3 separate regions of the Mus musculus genome follow, and all the other regions are linked to region 1. A link is a loop called in an ENCODE intact Hi-C map of the cell type or tissue named here. Cell type or tissue: left cerebral cortex. All regions are shown on one strand. Links, peaks and the distances in the headings refer to the core of each region. The heading gives the core; the rest is flanking DNA.

What was found. A loop is a pair of places that touch in the nucleus more often than their neighbours do. Peaks named below come from ENCODE experiments on the same cell type or tissue, not always from the same donor. Only the 100,000 strongest peaks of a DNase experiment are listed, where the experiment ranks them.
Region 2: it touches region 1 in a loop (2.6-fold over the local background); 9 of 42 quality-filtered maps call a loop at or near these places.
Region 3: a loop joins it to region 1, with 9 times the contacts of the local background. A loop is called at or near these places in 37 of 42 quality-filtered maps.

The regions. Positions count from the first base shown.
Region 1 is chr13:64,435,675-64,443,462 of GRCm38, forward strand. It overlaps Cdk20 (cyclin-dependent kinase 20), which reads left to right. Exons shown (of 8, transcript NM_053180.2): 3 at 444-632; 4 at 819-940; 5 at 1,092-1,154; 6 at 1,715-1,838; 7 at 2,203-2,358; 8 at 3,107-4,047. The coding sequence ends at 3,304. Among named protein-coding and RNA genes, the nearest start is that of Cdk20, 7.0 kb to the left of the region's middle. In left cerebral cortex, for the core only: a CTCF peak has its summit at 3,621 (motif pointing left); a DNase peak (open chromatin) is centred at 3,596; H3K27ac peaks cover 227 bases.
Region 2 is chr13:64,177,665-64,185,452 of GRCm38, forward strand. Habp4 (hyaluronic acid binding protein 4) reads left to right here. Exons shown (of 8, transcript NM_019986.3): 6 at 4,443-4,614; 7 at 6,909-7,094; 8 at 7,609-7,788. The coding sequence ends at 7,665. Among named protein-coding and RNA genes, the nearest start is that of Habp4, 20 kb to the left of the region's middle. In left cerebral cortex, for the core only: CTCF peaks have their summits at 2,821 (motif pointing right) and 3,470 (motif pointing right); a DNase peak (open chromatin) is centred at 3,472.
Region 3 is chr13:64,311,687-64,319,474 of GRCm38, forward strand. It overlaps Gm31128 (a long non-coding RNA gene), which reads right to left. Exons shown (of 3, transcript XR_382570.2): 3 at 4,864-4,969. It overlaps Prxl2c (peroxiredoxin like 2C), which reads right to left and starts at 1,024. Exons shown (of 6, transcript NM_025370.3): 1 at 807-1,024; 2 at 581-649. The coding sequence starts at 998. In left cerebral cortex, for the core only: a CTCF peak has its summit at 3,977 (motif pointing right); DNase peaks (open chromatin) are centred at 2,541 and 3,981; H3K4me3 peaks cover 384 bases; H3K27ac peaks cover 271 bases.

The sequences.
Region 1 (7,788 bases), core at 1,332-6,331:
TGCCCTGTGCAACCTGGGCCTTAAGATATCGGCAACTATGGTGTCTGATGTGCCTTCATTGTTCCAACACTGGGGGAGATGCGATTTCTGGTTCTGTTCCCAGGTTGCTGGGATTTCCTGGTCCTAGAGGTAATGGGTGACAGTTGGTACTTGAGTGTACCTCTCTAGGTGATGTGCCATGTGGATAGGATGGGTTGAGCAGTGGAATGCTTGCTGCTGTCCACTAAGTCACCTGATCTTTTCCCTAATTAGTGGGAGAGTAGAGGCCATCTTATCTCTGGATAGCAGAGCACTATGAGCCCTGAGCTCCCTGGTCCCTGTTTCAGCCTAGCCAGGTCTTCTGTCAGGGCCTGGGCTATTGGTGCTGCTGGTAGCGGGGTGGGAGCCAAGGAGGGCTGGAGGCCAGTCTAGACTCTGGAGGCTTATGGGATGTCTGTCCTCAGGTGGTGCAGCTGAAGGCTGTGTTCCCACATGGTGCGGGCTTTGTGCTGGCTTTCGAATTTATGCTGTCGGACCTGGCAGAGGTGGTGCGCCATGCCCAGAGGCCCCTGGCCCCAGCACAAGTCAAGAGCTACCTGCAGATGCTGCTCAAAGGTGTTGCGTTTTGCCATGCCAACAACATTGTGCATCGGGTTAGTACCAGTATGGGCTTTGTTGGGCCGGGGTGAGCTAGTCCTTGAAGAGGGTGCAGTCAGAGGGTCTTGAAGTAAGCAGCCAGAGGTATGGCTCTAAAGGAAATGGGGGCCTGGCTGCCTATCCCCCTGTCCCGAAGCCCTGACTAGGTACAGGGGACTGATGCTTCTTTTTTGTATGCACAGGACCTGAAGCCTGCTAACCTGCTCATCAGTGCCTCAGGCCAGCTCAAGATAGCTGACTTTGGCCTGGCCCGGGTCTTCTCTCCGGATGGTGGTCGCCTCTACACACATCAGGTGGCCACCAGGTAGTGGGGCTCTATCCCTGCCAGCCCTCTCACTGGGGAAGAGATACGTCTGCACCTTCTGTCCAGGCATGGGCTGTGGGCCTGGGATGTAGCTTCTTATCAGACCAGCACAATCCAGCTGTGATCTCAACCCCTTTTTCCCCTCCCCCAGGTGGTACCGAGCTCCTGAACTCCTGTATGGCGCTCGGCAGTATGACCAGGGCGTTGACCTATGGTGAGATACTTGGGGCAGGTGAGGGTCATGTGGGCTGTGGGGATGTTCTGTCTGGTTAGAGAGTAGTCTGAGCAGCTTTGGATCTGTGTTCTTCACGCTGATGTTTCTGAGTTGGTGTGGGGAGGGTTAGGAGGCTAGTCTCAGGTGAGAGGCTTCTGGGAATGGGGTAAGGTAGTCTGGGGTACAAGGCATGTAGTATGTTTTGTCATCTGAATTGAGGATGAGATAGTTGTGAGCTAAAGTGAAGCTTGGGTCCCTAGGTATGAGGGTTCAGCATTTTGGGGGACTAGGGAGATAGTTTGTGGTGTTCAGAGGTCTGAGATTTGGGTTATTTTGCATTTATGCCCCGCCCCCAAATCGAGGAGGAGCTGGGTAGCCCAGACATGAGGCTCTAAGAGTCCTGGAGCTGCAGGACTCTGTTCTAGATATCTGTGGAGGAATGATACATGGCTGCCCTGGGAACCTCTGGACCTTGATCCTGATGTGAGGTGTTAAAGCTCGTGTGAGTAGCTTGATCACTCACGTGTGACATCTCCCACCGCTTAGCTCTGTATCCACAGGGCTGTGGGCTGCATCATGGGAGAGCTGTTGAATGGGTCCCCCCTGTTCCCGGGCGAAAACGACATTGAACAACTGTGCTGTGTGCTTCGCATCCTGGGTACCCCGAGTCCTCGAGTCTGGCCGGTTAGTAGCAACCATTGTTGCTGGGGAGGGGCCACACTTGCTCTGTTCCCCAGTAGGAACTGGCTTCTCCCTATGTAGGTGTCTTGGGCCCCACTCCCTCTTGACCAATGAAGACCAAAGTCTTGGCGCTGCAGGAGGGACAGGTTTTATCTGGTCTCAGTAAGCTGGGCAAGGAGCAGGCCTTAGAGAGTGGGGGGAGCTGAAGGAGAGAGCCATTGTGGGTGGTGATGGACTCTGGGCTGAATGAAGAACAGAATGAACACCTGATCAGGTGGGAGAGCTGGATCAGGTGTGGTGGGAGAGCCTGATAAGGGGTGGTGGGCGGGGCTGCTCTCATTGCCTTTTTTTTCTCCTCTGGGCTCAGGAGATCACAGAGCTGCCTGACTACAACAAGATCTCCTTCAAGGAGCAGGCACCAGTGCCCCTGGAGGAGGTGCTGCCTGATGCCTCTCCCCAGGCCTTGGACCTGCTGGGCCAGTTCCTCCTCTACCCTCCACGACAGCGTATTGCAGCCTCCCAGGTAGGGTTAAAGGTTGACCCTTGACCCTGCCAAGCCAGAGACGCTTAGAACCCGCGTAGGGTGGAACCCTTGGAGGTGGGGTTTTGATGGAGTGTTCTCCAGGAGGCTTCGGGAGAGAAGTCAGTGACCCCTGCCCTCTGTCCAGCCCCTCCCCCTTGTCAGTGGGTCTTGCCTGCAGTTGCAGGTGTGAGTGTTGTCTCTTTCTCACCCTGACTGCTCTTGCTGTGTTCCTAGCCCTCCTGTGTTTGCTCCTCTCAAGCCCTAGGCTTTCCTTTGGGCTTGTGCTCCTGGGACCCAGCTCTTCAAAGCCTGCAGCATCTCTCTAGTCCTCCTCAGCCTTTCCACCCAGCTTTATTATATGGTTTGTCCTGGGAGACACGAACGAGTGTCTGTTCACTGCAGAAAGGACACTGATAACAAATCTGACCTGAGTCGGGCTTTAGTATTAGGTACTTCCTGGGACTTGTGTGTTTTCAAGGAGCCTCCTGCCCAGAGGGAATGTTTCAATTGGGAAGGAATAGCTAGCTACACCACAAGCTCTCTTTGTTGCCGGGGACATACTGTGCATTTTGCCCCTTTCTCTGGTTTATGTCTCCCACCCCTTCCTCTGTTGGCAAGAATTTTTGGCTCACTGAAATGTTCCCAGCTGTTGGGACAGTGCTCCAGACATAGGCACGTCGGCAAGGTTTGCTGAGTCAGTTGAATGATTTTGGGGATACATAATGACTGGATTTCTTGCTACCCCCAGGCCCTTCTGCATCAGTACTTCTTCACAGCGCCTCTGCCTGCCCATCCATCCGAGCTGCCAATTCCTCAGCGCCCAGGGGGACCTGCACCCAAGGCTCACCCAGGGCCCCCCCATGTCCACGACTTCCATGTGGATCGACCTCTTGAGGAGTCACTGTTGAACCCAGAACTGATTCGGCCCTTCATCCCAGAGGGGTGAGATGCTGGTCCAGGCCTTCCTGCTCGCCCTAGGAGCACCTCTTTCTGATTTGCCTCCATGGCCTCCCCACGGCTATATATACCACACCTGGTCCTGCTCCTTAGTGTGCTTGAGGGCTGGGCTCTGGGAGGCAGAACCGTGAGATGTTCATCCCAGCAGAGAAAGAGACTCACGTCCTACAGACAAAGCCTCCAGAAACTGCTAGCTGTGTCCTTCTCCAGGGCCACCCCTCAGTGGTGCCACCCGGCCTTAGAGATGATTGTCAGGCTCTGTCCCCTCTTCAAGGACATTGGTACTACAGCACCACCTGGTGGAAGCACAGAGTATAAGCTGTCTTCATACCGGGGACACAGCTGGGAAGTCAGACATGTTTTAGTTTTGGTTCCACTGGGTCAGGATTTGAGGTTCATATAAAAGCCCTGGGTGTTTCTGTCTAATTGCACCTTGTCTGTTGCTGTTAGGGAAAGGACAATGGTGGGCCTTGATTCACAGGGGTCAGGTACTCAGAAGAGGCCTCCTGTGAAGGCCATTTGGGTCCTCAGGCTTCCCATGCTATTCACGGGACTTGAGTGCTCATTTGGGAGCGAGAGTCCAGAAGCTGAGGCCCAGGGATGGACAGTCCAGTTCCCGAAGCACACTTCCCACATGTCGGGTGGGTCAGTCAGTGAGCCTGAGGCTGCCTTGCAGATGCGGAAGCAGACATTCCTGGAATCCACTCAGTAAATAAATTCCAGTGTGACTCAGCCAGCTTGTGTTTTATTTCATAGGGATATATTAAGATGAGTCTAAAACAGTGACTCTCTACCTCCCAATGCTGCAACCCTTTAGTTCTTCATGTTGTGGTGACCCCCTGCCCCAACCATAAAATTATTTTTGTCATACTGCATTAACTGTAATTTTGCTACTGTTATGAATTATAATGTAAATATCTCACATGTGATTCCCAAGGGGGTCAAGACCCACAGGATGAGAACCACTGGTCTAGATCCTGCGATGTCGAGGAGGGGGGAGCAGAGAGAAGATGATAAAAGGACTTGTGTGTTGGCCATTCAGATTTACTGCAGGGTTATATAACAACTAAGACAGGATATCGTTTCAGGGATGGATTAGATAGGATCTTAACTATCCATTATTCAGATACATAACAAAATCTGGTAGTGGTTGTGGTGTATGCCTGTAACCCCACTCAGGGGTCTGAGGTGGGAGGGTTCCTAAGAGTAGAAGGCCATGCTAGGCTACAGTGCAAGATCCTGTCTCAAAAAAATGCATATATGTGTGTATATGTGTATATATGCATATGTATGTACATGTGCATGCATGTATATAATATACACACATAGGAGAGATGTCATATTTTTAAAATGTTTGTTGTAGGCCTGACATGAATTGGTTGTTCTGTGAGTCCTGGCAGCACAGAGGTGACTAACAGGGCTGGCTCCTGGCCTGAATGCCTACAAGGAAGAGCGCAGATGCTGTTTTCAGGATTATGATGCCTTCATAATCCGACCTCTGTTTATTTCTCTGGTCACATCTTTGCAAATTCTAAGGACAGTTGAGCTCCATTGACTTCTTGTAGCTCTTACGTACACACAGGTGGTAGCTTGTGTCTGGACTCTGTTTGGAAATAGTTAAAGGTACAGGCTAATAAAAAGGTAGCCCATTTGGTGATTTCTAAACCGATGCCTTCAGTGACCTCTGCAAAACCTTTCTCTTCTTCTTTTAAAAAGACTTCTGTGATAACCAGGCACACAGGAAACAGTGAAAGGAACAGAAAACATCTGTGGGTTTCCAGATGGTGGACTCACTAGAGACGGTGCAGTAACCACACGTCTTGGTACTTTGTAAAGTGATAAGGTAGAATAGAGTAGGCACAGTTGAAAACCATGTAATACCTGTAACAAAGCACAAATATACAGCATATAGTAGAATGGTTTTACACTCCCTCAACCCCTGTCTGGCTTGATCTTTTCAAGATGAGAAGATAAGGTCGGCTTTGAACTCCCTTTGTGGCAGAGATGATCTTGATATCTTGTCTCCATCTTTCCAGTGCTGGGTCACAAGCCTGTATCACCATCCTCAGCTCATAGTAATTTAAATGCTAAGAGTAAATGTTCTAGCTGGAACAAAGGTGGCTACTTGTATTAAAAAGGAACTGAAACAGGTATTTTCCAGAGTGGAATTATAAATATCAAACTTCTACAAGTAACAGGATAAAAAAATGTGGTATAGTTTGATATCAAAGCAGACAAAGGCAATTGCTGGGGATAATAAACTCTAATGACTTGGCAAAAGTTTCTACCCGTATGCATACAATATAGATTGCCCCGCTTTTGACACAGTCTTGTGTAGCTGAGGGTAGCCTTAAACTCACTATATAGGCCAGGATGACCTTGAACTCATCCTTCTGCTACCCATCATGTGCTGAGATTGTAGGTGTGAGCCACTGATTCTGGAGTCTTCAGTGCTGGGATTGTGTGTGCTGGACAGGTACTCTGCAAGAGCTATAGTCCCATCCTCTTTTCTAAGACTGGTCTTGATATCTAGACCATGTTTCCTGGAGCTCATGTTTCTCCGTCTCTGACATAGCTAGGTTTACAGGTCGATGCCACTATATCCAACTTCAGGTCTTAGGACAGATGTGAGTAGTGAGAGAGCTAAGAATAGACAAATGCAGGAGAATCCAGAGTCATTCTGCAGGGTTCTGGAAGCAGTTCCCAGTGGACACTGATGGAGGGCTGTGTTTTATTGCAGTGCCAAAATACTTGGTGGGTTTAATAAAGTGGGACTTAATGATATTTCTTTGTATGCTGCCATTTGTATTGAGTTACGGTATTTCACAGGCTACATTTTGTCTCCAGAAGGGAGCCAAATTTGAGGAATTTGCAGAGATTGCGCCCCCAAGTCCTCACCCAGCACTGGGAAGTCTGTAACTAGTAACAAAATGTGCACGGCCCTAGTTTATCAGGAGGCTTCATCCAGGTAAAGGATTTGACTGTGACCTGGTTCCTGGTCTCTCTTCATTATTAACCTAGGCACTAGCCTAGGATAAGATTCCAAAGCTACCTTCTGTCTTTTCAGTCCTGGACATGACACCCCTTTCATTTTCAAATTGTTTCCTTCTAGAAGCCTGACTCCCACCTCCATCACTCATCAGGTGGATCTGGTCCATCCCAGACTCCTGAGAGAATCTCAGCCCATCCTCAGCAGAAGATGGTCAGAGGGCTCTGCTGGGGATTAAGGAAGCTCTCCAGAGGAGTGTTTCTCTGAATGGAACTTGAGAGAGGCAGCATTTTTCTGTTGGGTTTGAAGGGTATGGAGGGACTGGAAGAGTGGGTGCCCTTCTTTGACAGGAGCAAGCCTGATGGCTTCCGGGGTAAATCAGACTTATACAGAGGAGAATAAAATCGAAAAGAGAAAGAAAGAAAGAAAGAAAGAAAGAAAGAAAGAAAGAAAGAAAGAAAGAAAGGAAAGAAAGAAAGAAAGAAAGAAAGAAAGAAAGAAAGGAAAGAAAGAAAGAAAGAAAGAAAGAAAGAAAGGAAAGAAAGAGAGAAAGAAAGGAAAGAAAGGAAAGAAAGAAAGAAAGAAAGAAAGAAAGAAAGAAAAGCAAGCACAAATGACTTTATGTGTTTATGAGTGGCAGGAACTTTTTACAGTGGAGCAGGTTGCAGTATTAACAAGGGTCTGCATGGGGTAGAAAGAGAGGGAGGAGGAAGAGGAGGAGGAGGAGGAGGAGGAGGAGGAGGAGGGAGAGAGAGGAAGGGAGGGAACACTAGCTGACTCTAGGTTTTTCCAGCTGACCTCTGATTTTTTCCTCTGGTCACTTAGAAATAGTGTCTGCCTGATCTTCTCTTCCTTCTCTGGAGCAGAGAGGCTTCATACAGTCATACAGGTGACAGATCGCCTCTGACCCCTGGCCTCCACCACTGTTGGGTGACACTATTTTGGGGAATATAAGAACACATATCTAGCTGGGTGTGGTGGCACACGCCTTTAATCCCAGCACTCAGGAGGCAGAGGCGGCGGATTTCTGAGTTTGAGGCCAGCCTGGTCTACAAAGTGAGTTCCAGGACAACCAGGGCTACACAGAGAAACCCTGTCTCGAAAAACAAAAAACAAACAAACAAAAAACACATATCACAGACCAAGGTACAAATATCACCAATATCCAACCTGGCAAAACAGCTTTATTTGGGTTACTTATAGAAGCAGAAGTAACTCAGCTGATGAAAGCTGGAAACCTAGAGAGAGCACTGTACAACCTTCAGGCAGCTCAGCTTACCTGATAATGACCCTTAGCAGTACTTATAGTTGATATAAGCTGGGGACAGGGGATGCCTAGTAAATCTGGTGGGTTTTAGGGACTTCCTGAAGCCTTTGAGTTGTTTACTTCTTGAGTGTAATAAATTCTTTGCAGGATCCAATGCTTTATCTCCTCATGGATCATCTACAAGCCTTCCTTCAAGATGGAGTCAGAAAATGTGGGC
Region 2 (7,788 bases), core at 1,284-6,283, 260 kb before region 1:
GGCATCGGGTCCCATTACAGGTGGTTGTGAGCCACCCCGGGGGCTGCTGGGAACTGAACTCCTCAGAACCTCTGGAAGAGCAGTCAGTGCTCTTAACCTCTGAGCCATCTCTGCAGCCCCCTCGGTAGCATCTGGTAAGGTGTTGATAGCCAGTTTTCTGAGAAGACCAGCCAGCACTGTCCAGCATCACTACTTCATGGATTCTCCAAGACCCTGACAGCACTTCCCCACATCATTGCCACACCTCATGGAAATTCCACAGCTGGGAAGTTGATGGTCTTCCCTTTTCCCATCTCTTCTCCCACCTCTTCCAGTTTTGGGTCATTCCCACTGACCTTCTCAACCCTCAGTTTGTACATGTCTTTTTCCCCAGCTCTGGTCTTCTGGACAGTTGAAGTGTATGCAGTCTCATGTTAAAGTCTCCCCTTAGCCCTACACGGAGCTGTGTTCATTCCTCCATCACTTGTTTCTATAACTCCAGGCCTGCTTTGTGTCGTCATCACCCTCTGAATACTCCCCCCTCACCTCACCAGGCCTAGCGGCCACTTCAACCTAAATCTGTGTTGACTTAAGCTCAGCTCTCTGGCTAACTGCGCTCTGGGTTCCCTCTGCCTTGAGCATCTCCTTCGAAACTCATTAGAGTTTTGCCTCAGGCCTGTTCTCTTTCTCCGTCTTTATGTGATCTTATGTACCCTGCTCTCGAATTGTCATATGTGTGTTTTGACACCAAAATACAGATCTTTGCCTTCATCCTTCAACCCGAGTCCGAGGTCCGAGGTCTGTGTGTCTGTCTCCTGCACACCTACGCCTGCTTCGCCACTGATACCTCATGCTCAGCATGACTGAGCTGCTTGCCTGCTTCCCCACAACCCCCTGGGCCTCAGCAGGTGTCTGTGCTCCGGACCAGCATCAACACTCATCAGCTTCCCCAAGCAGAAACCTCTAAGTCTCCCTTGGAAGTCCAGTTTTCAGTCCTCTCCTACCCCCAATTCAGGCCTTCATTGTGTCCCTAATCATCCCTGTCACCGGCACAGCCTAAACTTCTGACGTCCAGCTGTCACTGCAGCTCCCGAGCCTCTCTCTGCACCAGAGTGGCTGTCATGTGGGCGTTCTGAGTGTCACATTCTCCGACCCCTTCAGACCCCTCCAGTGCCTCATGTTTGACCACTCTCGTGCCTTCTCAGGACTCATTTTGTGGCTCCCTACTTCACGTTTCTGAACACACCTTATCCTCCCCCCCCCTTCCCTGTTTGCTGAATTCTTGCCCTTCACCCTGCTGCTGATTCTCCCTTTCTCCCCCTTCAGCTGCCAGAGCAGACTGAGCCAGTTTGATCCAGTTATTTAATCTGCCCTCATTTGTTAATAGGAATAATCAACTGGAGTTGTGAGGGCTGTGTTTTATGCTCAGCTATGCTCCTATCTACAAATAGGAGAGAGGGAGGGGCCCCCTACATCTCTTACACGAGTGACAGTGACTGACGGTTGTGACAGCTGTGAATTTACTGCTCAAAACAACTAAGAATGTGTTTTTAAAATAGGATTCACAGTTAACGTGCCTATTTAGACTGCGTTAACTAAAGTCACAGACACACTCATTTCTATGAGCTGGGAAAGCGAGTTATGTAGGACTCTTCAGGGAGAATTCTTGTTTCTGTGGCTCTGTCAGACTTTAAAATCACACTAATCTCCCAGCAGCTGTGTCATTGTTGATGGTTTAAGAATTCCGTTTCTTGATACGATCGATGACCTGCCACCCCAGCTCTGGCTGATTGAGTTGACACTGGGGCTTTCCCCATTCCGCCACAGTGGACCTTCACCTCCCAGGCTTAGAACTTGATGGAAGAGCTTAAAGTCCTGTAAGCCAGTGTTTTAGTGAACAACCTGAAATGCATGCTTATTCTTCCAACTTAGCCAATTTACTGGTGTGTCACACCCATCCTTCCCTGTGTTCTGACAGCAGCTGAATTGTTCCTCATCAGTGTTCTGATGTTTGAGGGCACCTGCTACACTGCCCTGTTTTGTCTTTGAGCTTGCCTCTTCCGATCATATAAACGGAATCTTACACAGAAAAGAGAAGACACGTTAGCTTATTTCACTTGCCATATGTCTAAATTTCTGTCATGTTATGGCCTATATTTTAAAATCCCTGTTTTGTTTATCTACTTGTCAGGTGACAGACATGCTAATAGTTTCCAGTTTGAGGCTGCTGTACATAACAGCCACTGTAAACATTCATGTATGTGTTTGATAGGGATGCGCGTTCTCATTTCTCTCAGGTATGAAATTCCTGGATCATATATGAACTCTCAGAAAATTTAATAATTTTTAAAATTTTAGTCTTATGCACATTGGTGATTTGACTGCATGTATGTCTGTATAAGGGTGTTGGATCCCCTGGAACTAGAGTTGCAGACAGCTGTGAGCTGCCATGTGGTTGCTGGGAATTGAACCCAGATCCTCTGGAAGAGCAGCCAGTGTTCTTAACCACTAAGCCATCTCTCTTGTCCCCAGAAAAAAAAAATTTGAGACAAGATCTCTATGTCTTGGAACTTGCTGTGTAGTCAGTCCCAGCTGTCCTGGAGCCTGATGTGTAGACCAGGATGGCACCAAACTCATAGAGATCCACTTGTCTCTGCCTGCCTAGGTCTGAGATTAAAGATGTGAGCCATGACACCCGACTCTGTAAAAAAAATTGAAGACCAGACTGTTCCGTCCCTTCCCCTTCCCCTTCCCCTTCCCCTTCCCCTTCCCCTTCCCCTTTCCCTTCCTTTTTCTATGTATGAGTGCTCTGTCTGCATGTACACTTGCATACCAGAAGAGGGCACCACATCCCAATACAGATGGTTGTGAGCCACCATGTGCTTGCTGGGAATTGAATTTAGGCCCTCTGGAAGAGCAGTCAGTGCTCTTAACCACTGAGCCATCTCTCCGGCCCCCCAGACTGTTTTCTACGTTGATAATCACATCCCCAATACAGTCCCACAAAAGTATAACTTTCTTTTCTGAAGTAGACACTTGGTCCCACCAGCCAAAAAAAAAAAAAAAAAATCTTTGTCAAAACTTGTTAATTGCCTTTAAAGACACTCCCCTTTTCTTTCTTTAAAAATTACATGTATGAATGTTTTGTCTCTCTGTGTGTGTGTGTGTGTGCACCACATGAATGCCTGGTACCTGTGGCACCAGAAAAGAGCAGTAGATTCCTTTGAACCAAATCTACAGCTGCTTGTGAGCCACCAAGTGGATGCTAAGACCCAAACCCAAAGTCTTCAGCAAGAACAGCAAGTGCTCTTAACTGATGAACCATCTCTCCATACCCTGACTGACCTTTTGATACTAGCTGACCATTGGATATGGAATGGTGTAACTCCTCGTGGGTTGCGCCACATTTCTCTGATGATTAACAGAGTGGACATTTGAAAAGCTTTTAACTTGTGTTATCTTGCCTCATGCATGCAATACCTGAAGAAGCCAGAAGAGGGCACAAGATGCTGGGGATTTGGACTAAGGTCTTCCTAATTCCTCCTCTGAGCCATCTCTCCAGCCTGCTTTAAACATTTCGAATTGTTAGCTAGGATGGGGCTAGAACACTTGCTTAGCACATGGGAGTCCCTGAGCTCCACTCTTAGCACTCTCTCTCAATATATAAAAAAAGTCTACAATTAAAACTTCACTTCAGAGGGCTAGAGAGTTGGCTCAGTGGTTAACACTGGCTGCTCTTCCAGAGGACCCCAGTTCAATTCCCAGCACCAACATGGCAGCTCACAACTGTCTGTAACTCCAGTTCCAGGAGATCCAACACCCTTATACAGACAGACATGCAGTCAAATCACCAGTGTACATAAAATAAAATAAATCACTAAACCTCACTTAAAACCATGAGTCAGAGAAGAGGGGAAAACATGAAAACCGTTTCAACAGGTTCTCATGATGAAGTTATCAGACAAATGTAGAAAAAAAAAAGGCGTGATAAGGAAGAGGCTTGGGGCATGGGCCTGGAGAAAGTCTGAAATACCATTTTTTTTTCCTTTTAGAACCAACTAAAGAGATTTATAAAAGTGGGCACTGTGACCCATTCCTTTAAGACTTCTGTCGGTGGTTCCCAATTACCTTGTGTCCACAGCATCTCTTATTTTCTCCCACAGTTCTCATACTGCCCATCTGCCTTCAGGAAGGGTCCATGGTGGTGCAGTGTGATAGAGATGACTGATGACATCATTTCCAGACTGTTGTGAAGCACAGACTGTTCCTGCAGTTGGCAGAAGGCATAGGATGGTAGAGAGAACTCACAAGACGTGACCCCGAGGGCTTGGGGTCACCTTTAACCTTATTTACATTTCCAATACAGTCCCACAAAAGTATAACTTGCTTTTCTGAAGTAGACATTTGGTCCCACCAGCCCCCCCCAAAAAAAATGTCTTTCTTATGATTATGTATCTTTTCAGAGTTCCTGAGTTGGAGGTAGAAGAGGAAAACCAAGTCCAAGAGATGACCTTAGATGAGTGGAAAAACCTTCAAGAACAAACCAGACCAAAGCCTGAGTTCAATATTCGGAAGCCAGAGTCCACAGTTCCTTCCAAGGCAGTGGTGATTCACAAGTCCAGATACAGAGACGATGTAAGCTTGTCTCAGGGGAATCTGTACTGTTGACCTCATGAGGCACATAATAGCCCAGTCTCAGTGGGTGTGGAAATAGGACCTTGCTATTTGGCATTCTTGTTCTCCTCTCCCCACCACCAAAACATTTATTTTGTATTTGAGGAGTACATGTCAAACCTGTGGTTGTCAGGAATAGAGACTTGGTGCCCACTTAGCCATCTTGCTGGCCTGCCGCTTGGCATTCTTGTTTCTGTTCAAGCTTCATCAAGGATGATGGAAAGGACTAGAACTTGGCATGTGCACAGTCAGGTACTACACATTCTCTGGAAGCCTTGAAAGTCTGGTCTCTCAGTGAAAGAGGCACAGAGGAGATGTTTTGAACATTACTGGCTCTGCCTTTTGATGATCAGAATGCAATCCTCTCAGGTCCTTTGGTTTTAGACTTTAGTGTGTCACCTGGTCTGGTATTAAAACTATCCTCCTGCTTCAGCACCCTGAGCTGTGCACCACCATGAGTGCTTATCTTCCAATGGGTCAGTTGATCAGTTGAAGCAATAGCTGGGAACATAAGTTCTGTGATCCCTTTGTACAGTATTTTAATAGCCCTGCTTCCTCTGCCCAGCTCTAGAAACAAAAGAGAAGCCCCTGGCCTGCTGATAGCACGGTCAGACACCATTCCACAACCAGCTGTCCTGAAGGCATTATTAAGGACTTCAGTGTTGTGCAGACCTTATTGTTCTGCATGGTTTCTATACAGCTCTATCCCTGTGTGTGTACACGTGTGCCTGTCACTCTCCACTTTTATTTTCCGAGACAAGATCTCAGTGAACCTGGGCCTCACCAATGCAACTAGACTGGCTAGTGAGCTCCAAGAAGACTGTCTTTGCCTCCCTGGTGCTGCAGCTATAGATGTGCCCTGCCACAGTCAGCTTTTTGATTGAGTGTTGGGCATATAAACTCAAGTCCCTATGCAAGCACGTTACCAACGTGGTTCTGTTTCCAGAGACCAACATCAGACTTTTTACCAGATGCCTGAACCGAGATATTCCAGGGAAAAGCATCAGTCATTTAATTGCATTTGTTTGTTTGTTGCTGAAGTTAAAGGAACTCTGAAGCACCCGGGTGTAGAATGTAAGAATTCCTGTTGTCAGTCACAGCATGAAACCATGCAGATGGCTGTGATGAACAGTCGTCTTCCCTGCTGGATATTACTCCCTGACTTGCAGTCAGAAGTTTGTTAGATTTCTAGCACTGTTGAAAAATGCCTGAGGTCATTTATAGTGAGAAAAGCTTTGGTTCAGCCTCAGGTTGTGTGGCCCAGTGGCTTTGGGCCTGTCACATCAAAAATGCAAACAGATGGCAGAAAACCTTATTTGCTTGCCAGACTGTGGCCCAAAACCAGCCACGTGTCCAAGTGTCTCTATCCAGAACACAGCCTCTATCATGCCTCACCTCTTTACGATTGCACCACCCGCCAAGACCATCACTATGGGTCCTTTGAGATCCACATCATGGCAGTTTCCAGGTGCACTTTGGTCAGTCATGACTGGTGACACAGCATACTCACTGTCCTCTATTTGGTCAGTTCAAAGTCTAAGACACATTACTAACACGTTTTGGGATGTTCCACCAGAGACAGGATAAAGCTTCCTGTGAAACCACTGTGCCATCAGGCTGGGAAACAGGTAAAAATAGAAGCCAGTTCCTCAAACCACATCAGATCCATCTTCCTGGCTCCAGAGATCTATTGGAATATTTGAGGTAACCAAGTTAGCTGAGTCACCGAGCTTCATTAGTTTGGTTTCAATAAAGTGAATGTCTTTATGTTAATCTTCTGGTCATTGCAGAATTTAGCCAGGGATTGTTCTTAAAAAGCATGAGCCAAATCTTTTGTGGTTTTGTTTTTTCAAGACGGGGTATCTCTGTATAGTCCTGCTTGTCCTGGAACTCACTCTGTAGACCAAGCTGGACTCATAAACTCAGAGATTCACCTACCTCAGTCTCCTAAATGTTGGGACTAAAGGCGCGAGCCACCGCATCCAGCAGGACTTACTTCTACCTGAATAGACTAACTAGGATCTGATGCATATATTCCCGGTGCTTGGGACCCTGAGTGCAAGATCGCCAAAGTTTCATGCCAGTCTGAAGTATTGTTTTGCTTGTGTTAGACAGTGTCTTAGTGTTCAGGGCTGGGACACATCCAGGGTCTTCCTAGTCCACAGGGTCACACAGACCACCAGGGCAGCACATTAAAAATGTGCATCTGTGGAGATGGCTGCGCCTGTGCCCGTCTGACCCTATAACTCTTTCAGATGGTGAAGGAGGACTATGAGGATGAGTCTCACGTCTTCCGGAAAGCTGCCAATGACATCACATCCCAGCTGGAGATTAACTTTGGTAACCTCCCTCGCCCTGGTCGGGGAGCCAGAGGCAGCACCCGGGGAGGCCGAGGGAGAATGAGAAGAACAGAGAACTATGGCCCCCGTGCAGAAGTGGTGGTAAGTGGCTGTATTGTAAATCCCTGACGGCTTGCTGAAGGAGAGGGCAACTGCTTTGGGCTACAGTGGTCTGATTTTGTGGTTGCCTCCTAGAGTCTGATCTGGAGCAATTTTGAACAGTGTCACTTTACTGACATAATCACAATTCTCTCAGGCGGGCCACGGGTGTCACATCTGCCTGTCACGCTGAGGCTCATGGCAGAGAGAGCTCTTTCCAGAAAAACCTTGCTTAACACTGGACTTCTATGACTTAAATTCCCCACTTCATGTCTTTACCTAAAACACTAGCTCTCCGTGAGAAGCTGTGTGACTTCATCCTTTGCTTACCTTGGTGGGTACCTCGCATGTAATAAACAGTTACTTTTTTAGGTTTATGAGTATGTACACCAGTGTACTGTCTGTAACTCTAGTTCCAGAGGTTCCAACACCTTCACACAGATGTACACTCGAGACAAAACACCAATGCACAGAAGTAAAGAATAAAGACCTCTCTCTCTCTCTTTTTTTTTTTTAGACCCAAGATGTTGCTCCCAACCCGGATGACCCTGAGGACTTCCCCGCCCTGGCCTAACAGCCACTCCCCTGCAGCAGAGCAGCACTATGAAGAGACTTTCCTTGCCGCGAGAAGAGTCAGACTCTAAGAACAATAGATGTTGCTTTTCCCGTGTCGTGTGAAGTCATTGCACTTTTTTGC
Region 3 (7,788 bases), core at 1,284-6,283, 120 kb before region 1:
AGGGAAGCAGCAAGAAGGGGTGACCACATATAATAACAGAATAGGCATGTATGAAAATATCACGAGACCCATTTCTCTTTATGCTGAGTAACTTATGCCAACAATATTAAAAATGTTTACAACGCAAAGATGCTTCAGTGTATTATAAACAAAAGGAATAGAAGGGCAGGCAGAAGTTTTTAATTTTTTCCTCACTCATCCTGTAAATGTGTGCTGAAAATAGATCTTAGTTTTACAAATGCCCAGTGTCTTCAGTTACAAAGCTCTTCTGGCGACTGAAGAAAAACGCAAAGCTGCACTTTTAATATACGTTACATTTTCCTATAATGGATTACTATTTGGGTTGTAAACACAGTTGCTGTCTGTGTTTTGATTTTTTGCGTTCTTACGCAACATTTTGACACAGGCATTTTTACCAGGTAAAATTATGGTAGTCCGATCCCAAGAGGGCGCAAAAGAGCGCATTAGGACAGAAATAGACCCCCGTGGGTCTCAGCAGCCCCAGAGGATGAAGGAGGGGCCACCCACCCACAGCTCACCCCCACTGCATCGGCCGCTGTTGCTCACTCGGGAAACTTACTCGGAGGACGCTCTTGGGGATTTTGGCCAGATCTTCGACATATTCTTTACAGACGTAACACAAGAAATGCTGAAAGGCAACCATGCAGAAGAGCACGTCAACAAGGTAGCAGCCAGGTTCCAGAAGGTCCGGGCGGTCGGTTCCAGGCGAGGTGCTGCACCCGCCGCGGCCCAGGATCTGGGCGGCCAACGAGAGGCACTTCCCCTCCCGCCCTACCCGTGCTCACCCTCACAAACACCACCACGGCTCGCCGCTCTCGGAACAGCGCTCCGAACGTCACCCGTCTCCCAGACGCGTCCAGCACGGGCAGCTCCGCTACGGCGGCCGCTAGCGGCTGCCCGCGCTCTGTGACCGAGCCAGCCGGGCTCGGGACCCGGCCTGCGCAGCCGCTGACCTGCCGCGTCACCGGCGCGGCCATCGCGGAGGAGGGCGACCGCTCAGGTCAGCCACCGACCGCGGGGGGCGGGGTTAAGGGGGAGGGGCGGGGCTGAGACTGGAAAGGCGGGGTCACGAGGGTGAGGAGGGGACTGGAGGCGGGGCCACGCGGGGCCGACCCTTCGGAGGCGTGGCCACAAGGGACGCTACGGAGCTACAGAAGGAAAACACTCCAAACCGTTCTTCCAGTTTGAATACCAAGGGAGGGGACAGTGCTATGGGAGGTGCGGCTGAGGCACTCCCTCTTTCTACTGCCTACAACACTTTCCAATAAAAATCATATTCTTTACAGTCGTAACACAGGAAATGCTGAAGAAGGACTGGAAAGATAGATCAGGGGTTAACAGCCCTGGCTTATCTGGTAGAGAACCAGGGGGTTCAGTTTCCAGCATCCACATAGCAGCTCACAACTCTAGTCTCAGGGTATCTGATACTCTGGCACCCACAGTAGGCACTGTTCAGAGTGCCTACTGCTCTGAAAGAGGACCCAAGTTAGATTCTCAGTTCCCACATCAAATGTTCATAACTGCCTGTAACTCTTGACACTTTCTTGGGGATTCTGCAGGCATCTGCACTCACACAGAAAGAGTGACAGAGGAATGGAGAGAGAGAGACAGAGGAGGAGTGGGTGGGGAGGAAGAAATTAAAAATAACAGTTCATTAAAATTTTTAGATTAATAGCTGAGGCTGTGGTGGTGCACGCTTTAATTCCAGCACTTGGGAGGCAGAAGCAGGCAGATGGCTGAATTCGAAGCCAGCCTGGTCTACAAGACAGGTCTAGGACAGCCAGGACTACACAGAGAAACCCTGTCTCAAAAAAAAAAAAAATAACAAATAAAACTTAAATTACATTTTATTTATTTTGTGTGTGTGTGTGTTGTCTCTTTGTGGGTATATACAAGTTCCTCTTGTGTGTGGAAGTCGAAGGACTTTTGGAAGTTGGCTCTCTGCTTCCATCGTGTGGATCCCAAATATTGAACTCATGGCAAGTGCATTTATCTACAGTGCCATCTCCCAGGCCCAGCACCTGGCATTTGTAATCACCGCCTTACATTTCCCATTCTGTATTCCCTTTTCCCAGAGAAGCCACTTCAGCTGGTTGTGGGTCTTTACCCGATACAGTGACCAAACTCATTTCCATTGTCTTTAAACATTCTATGGGACAGCCTGTTTTCCAGACACTTCCTTAGTCCCCTGTTCTCCTCAGTAATCAGGACCAGTCATTGTAGGCAGAGCAGTAAGTCCCTTCTATGCCTGTTTCTTCAAAGGAGACCACAGAAACAAATAAAGCACGCACAAAGAGTGCATACAAGAAAGAATTCCTAACACAGTTAAGGCTTCTATCCTGTAGGTGGGTTCTATTTGAGTCAACCTTTGATCTCGGTAACAAATTTTGCATTTTTACTTCAGTCAGCTCTGTATTCCTCTGTCTAAGAATTTGTATTGTACTTACTGTATGTGCGCATGTGGGCACATTGTGACACTACCTGTGTAGAGATCAGAGGACAACTTGTGGGAGTCAGTTCTGTCCTTCCATCACGTGGGGCACAAGAGATTGCATCCAGGTTGTCAGGCTTGGCAGTAGGTAAGCAGAGCTATGTCCTGACCCAGTTTCTTTCTAATAAACAAAGCACTTTAACTGTAGAATGTAGGGATAATCTCATGTACTCTGTGGAAGTATCACTTGTCAATAAAAAGCTGAGGCATGATTAGAAGATGGGACATCTGACAGAGAGAGAGGAACTCTGGGGAAGAGTTAAGTGTAAGAGATTCACTACGTGGACTCGGAGGAAGTCAGACGTATAAAGCTGAGGAGAGGTAACGAGCCAGGTGACAGACATAGGATAATATAAACTGGATAACTGAGCTATGAGCTTAAGGCCTAGGCATTTAAAAATAAATGATAATCATCTGAGCTGTTATTCTGGAACTAGGGTTCGGGTGGAAAAGAACACAGTAATAGTAGAAACTGTCTGGACTCTGGGTGCTGTCCTTGTTGCACTAACTCTGAAGGAGACATTGACCTGTGTGTTGTTCTCTATAACCCCAAATCATGAAGTCTTCCCAAAGATAGCTGACATGTTAGGACAAAACAAAATCACAACTTACTGTTCAGAAGTCAGATAAAATATTATATGGGTTTATGTGAATTAATCCAGCATGGTGGAAAATGTGATGGATCAGAATTTGTTGGGGGTGTTTTCATGCACTGTGTATTCATGTGCACTTGATTCATGTGCACTGTGATTCATGTGCATTGTACTCATGTGCACTGTGTATTCATGTGCTGATTTCTGTACCCAGAGATCTGACTGCAGTCTAGACTTTGGAATGACTCAGTATTTTGTAAAACATTGTTCTCTATCAACTCCTGATTGGTTAAATAAAGAGCTGACTAGCCTATAGCTGGGAAGGAGAGAGAGAGGATAAGGTGGGATTTCTGTGCCTGGACAAAGAGAGAGAGGGGGTCTCAGGTAGAAGGTGGAGAGTTCTATCAGGACATGAATGAAGACAGAGAATTGGAGTAAGATGGCAGGTAACAGGCTATGTGGCTCAGAAGTAGGTCAGGCCAGCATAGTCAGGTTAGAATAGCTTGAAATCTGCCCAAGTTAGTGCCTGAAGATTTTCCTAAATATGCCACGTCTCTGTGTCATTACTCCAAACAAAGGAGGGCATAAAAAACTGTACTTTTGCAAGAATTCTTGTTCTGTTTCACATACCAGAGTGGCTCACTTAATGAAAAGATAGCAGTCAACATGGTATGAAGAACCAGCTTTTTACACACAACTGCCAGGTGCAATATTTTACAAAGAGGCTGGCGAGATGTCTGAGCTGATAAAGACCCAAATGGGAGGAGAAAACCAACTTCCAGAAGTTGTCCTCTGACCTTTACACATGTGTGTGAGAATAGAATGTTTTACAGAGAACTTTGTTGGTGTTACTAGAGATAAGGCCACTAGAGGGCACTGTTTACATATAAGTGGAAAACTTATAACCGCACATTTATTTGTTTGGTTACATTTTGGTGGGACCAGGGTAGCTCCTCTACTGCTTTGCACCCATTCAAACGAGTTCCTTTCTACATTTCTGGTATCCAGATAGGCCAGAGATCCCTAGAATTTATGGACTCTAGTCTTGTCACCCCTGACATCATTTCCTGTTTTCCTTGAAGCTGACCTCTGACCATACTGAAATCCTGCACTTGCCTAATTTCACCTGCTTGCTCCTCCTCAGAGCCTTTGACACATGGCCTCTCTTCTGGGAAGGTACTGACCAGGTGCTGATGTCATTCTCCTTAAGTCTTGGTTCAGTTATTCCTCAGTGAATAACTGTATAATTTACTAATGCATTTCTTTCTTTCTTCCTTCCTTTCTTTCTTTCTTTCTTCTTCCTTTCTTCCTTCTTTCTTTCTTCCTTTCTTTCTTTCTTTCTTTCTTTCTTTCTTTCTTTCTTTCTTTCTTTCTTTCTTTCTTTCTTTCTTTCTTTCTTTCTTTCTTTCTTTCTTTCTTTCTTTCTTTCTCTCTCTCTCTCTCTTTTTTCTAGACAGGGTTTCTCTGTATAGCCCTGGCTGTCCTGGAACTCACCCTGTAGACCAGGCTCGCCTCCAACTCAGAAATTCACCTGCCTCTGCCTCCCAAGTACTGGGATTAAAGGCGTGTGCCACCACTGCCCAACTGCATTTCACTTTTTAAAAATTTTTTAAATATTCATTTTATTTATATGAGTACACTCTAGCTATCTTCAGACACACCAGAAGAGGGTATCCAATCCCATTACAAATGGTTGTGAGCCACCATGTGGTTGCTAGGAATTGAACTCAGGACCTCTGGAAGAGTCAGTCAGTGCTCTTTACCACTGAGCCATCTCTTCAGCTCTTACCATTTCTGTCTCCGGTAAAATATGACACCTTTCTGAGGGGATCTATTTCAGTCACTGCTCTGCCTTCCACTGCACCTAAAATACAAGTTGGTACATAATGGGCATCACTGGGCTCTTGTTAAACAAATGGCAAGACAAACCAATACCACATTCCACCCTTTCCACTTAGGAATCGAGGTTAGAGATTGTGTTGGGACAATGAATCACAAGGGACAAAGTGATCTACAGAACAGACTTGATATCCATGTTTTACTTTATTTGCTATGTGTGTGCACATGTGAAGTCAATCCTGGGTGTTATTTCCCAGGAGTGATCTACCTTGTTTTTCGAAACAAGGTTTCTCTCTCTCTCTCTCTTTCTGAGATCTGGAACTCACCAGGAAGGCTACATTGGCCAGCTAGCAAGCCCCAAGCACTGAGATTATATGTACCTATCTTCTTAGGAAGGTTCTAGGGATTAAACTCGAGTCTTCATGCTAGTATGGCAAGCTCTTTATCAACTGAACTATCTCCCAAACTCCTGAAAGAAAATTTTATAAAGAATATATTCTCAGGGCTGAGAGATGCCTCAGTGGTTAAGAGCACATTGACTGCTCTTCCAGAGGTCCTGAGTTCAATTCCCAGCAACCACTTGGTGGCTCACAACTATCTGTAATTGGATCTGATGTGTGTATGAAGCCAGCTACAGTGTACTTTTTTATATAAAATAATTCTTTTTTTTTTTTAATTTGGTTTTTCGAGACAGGGTTTCTCTGTATAGCCCTGGCTGTCCTGGAACTCACTTTGTAGACCAGGCTGGCCTCGAACTCAGAAATCCGCCTGCCTCTGCCTCCCGAGTGCTGGGATTAAAGGCATGCGCCACCACATCCGGCTAAATAATTCTTTTTTTAAAAAAATATATTCTCTAGGGGCTGGAGATACAGCTCAATTGATAAAGTGGTATTACATAAGACCAGGTGTGGTGGTGCATATCTGTAATCCCAACACTTGAAAGCAGGAGGATCCTTCCTGAATTATAGGCCAGAAAGTTCAAGGCAGATTGGGACTATACACAAAAATGCTATCATCTCCAGCCACCAAACCAAAATAAAAACAGAATCTGCATAGCTTTAAACTTTTTAATATTTGATTTTTTAAGGTTTATTATTTATATGAGTACACCATAGATGTCATCAGATACACCAGAAGACCGTGTCAGATCCCATTATAGATGGTTGTGAGCCACCATGTGGTTTCTGGGAATTGAACTCAGGACCTCTGGAAGAGCAGTCAGTGCTCTTAACCTCTGAGCCATCTCTCCAGCCCCCAACTGTTTTGTTTGTTTGTTTTTTGTTTTGTTTGTTTTGTTTTGTTTTGAGATAGAGTCTCTCTTTGTAGTACTGGCCATCCTTGTCTACTTGCTATGTAGACCAGGCTGGCTTTGAACTCAGACATCCATCTGCCTTCATGCTGGGATTAAAAACATGCACCATTATGCCTGGTTCAAGATTTATTTGTGTATAAGGTTTTGTTTGTTTGTTTGTTTGTTTGTTTGTTTTTGCCTGTGTGTGTATGTCTGTGCGCTACATGCATGGCTGGTGCCCTTGGAGGTCAAACGCGGGTATCATATGCTCTGGAACTGGAGTTATGGAGTTGTGAGCCACCATGTGAGAGCTAGAAGTTGAATTCTAGCTCTTTTCAAGAACAAGTGCTCTTCACCGCTGAGCCATCGCTCTAGTCCCAAGGATAATTTTTTAAATTAATTAATCACTTTGTGCAGAGGGTCAGAGTATGTACCATGTCATTCACATGGAGGGTTGCTGTCCTTCTTCAGGAGAGTCTCAAGGGCTGAACTGGCAAGTGCTTTAGCCCACTGAGCCATTTCCCTAATCCCTGTGTAGCTTTCAACAGGTTAAAAGAGTGGTTTCCACTTGGCTCACTTCTCAAGAGAAATCTTCTTCCAGTTGAGGGTTCATTAACACCCTGTGGTGTGGGGAGCAGCCAAGTGGAGGAGGCACCTTGCCAGATGGCTGAGCAAGCTTCCGGAAGGCCGGCCTCTGGCTTTGCTCTAGTCTCTAAGTACATTTAGACCAGCAATTATCAACTTGTGGGAAGTAACCCTTTGGGGGCAAAATGACCCTTTCACAGGGGTCACCTAAGATCACTGAAGAACATAGACATTTATAGTACAATTCAAAACGGTAGCAAAATTAGTTATGAAGTAGCAATGAAAAAAGTTTTATGGTTGGGGGTCACCACAGATGGGGAACTGTACTAAAGGGTGGCAACATTAGGAAGGGTGAGAAGCACTGCTTTAGACCCTCAGGCTTGGAGCCAAGGGAATGTAAGACAGAGAGAAACCATTTCTTCTCTGTTCCCTCTCTGACCCACTGAGACCAATCTAATGTTAAGCAGGCAGGGAGGACTTTACATTGTAATGTGTAAGGTTACATATTTGTTTACTTTTTTGCATAGGTATGGATATGTATGCCCCTGTCACAGTGCATGTGTGAAGGTCAAGATGACAACTGGGGGGAGTCTTTGTCTCCTTCCACCATCTGGCAATTGGGCATTTTACTCAGTCGTTGAGTTTGCATAGTAGGCCTTCACCGGCAAAGCCATCTTGTCAGCTCGCATATAAATTCTTACACTACATTCGTATGTGAAAGCCACACTATCTTGCATTGGCCTAAAGCATTCATCTGAATGCTTCCGTGTTCCCCAGGAAACCCTGCCCAATCCCCACAATCCAAATCTAGGCGCTCACTACCTCTGCAAAGGCTGGACATGTTACTTGGGTGCTTGGATCCAAAACAATCATAAACATTTTAGTTCCTGTCCAACCCAGAATATCCATGTTAGTGCTAATGGCCATTCGGTTCCCTCTAGGTACAGGGATTTGGTTTGGTTTGGTTT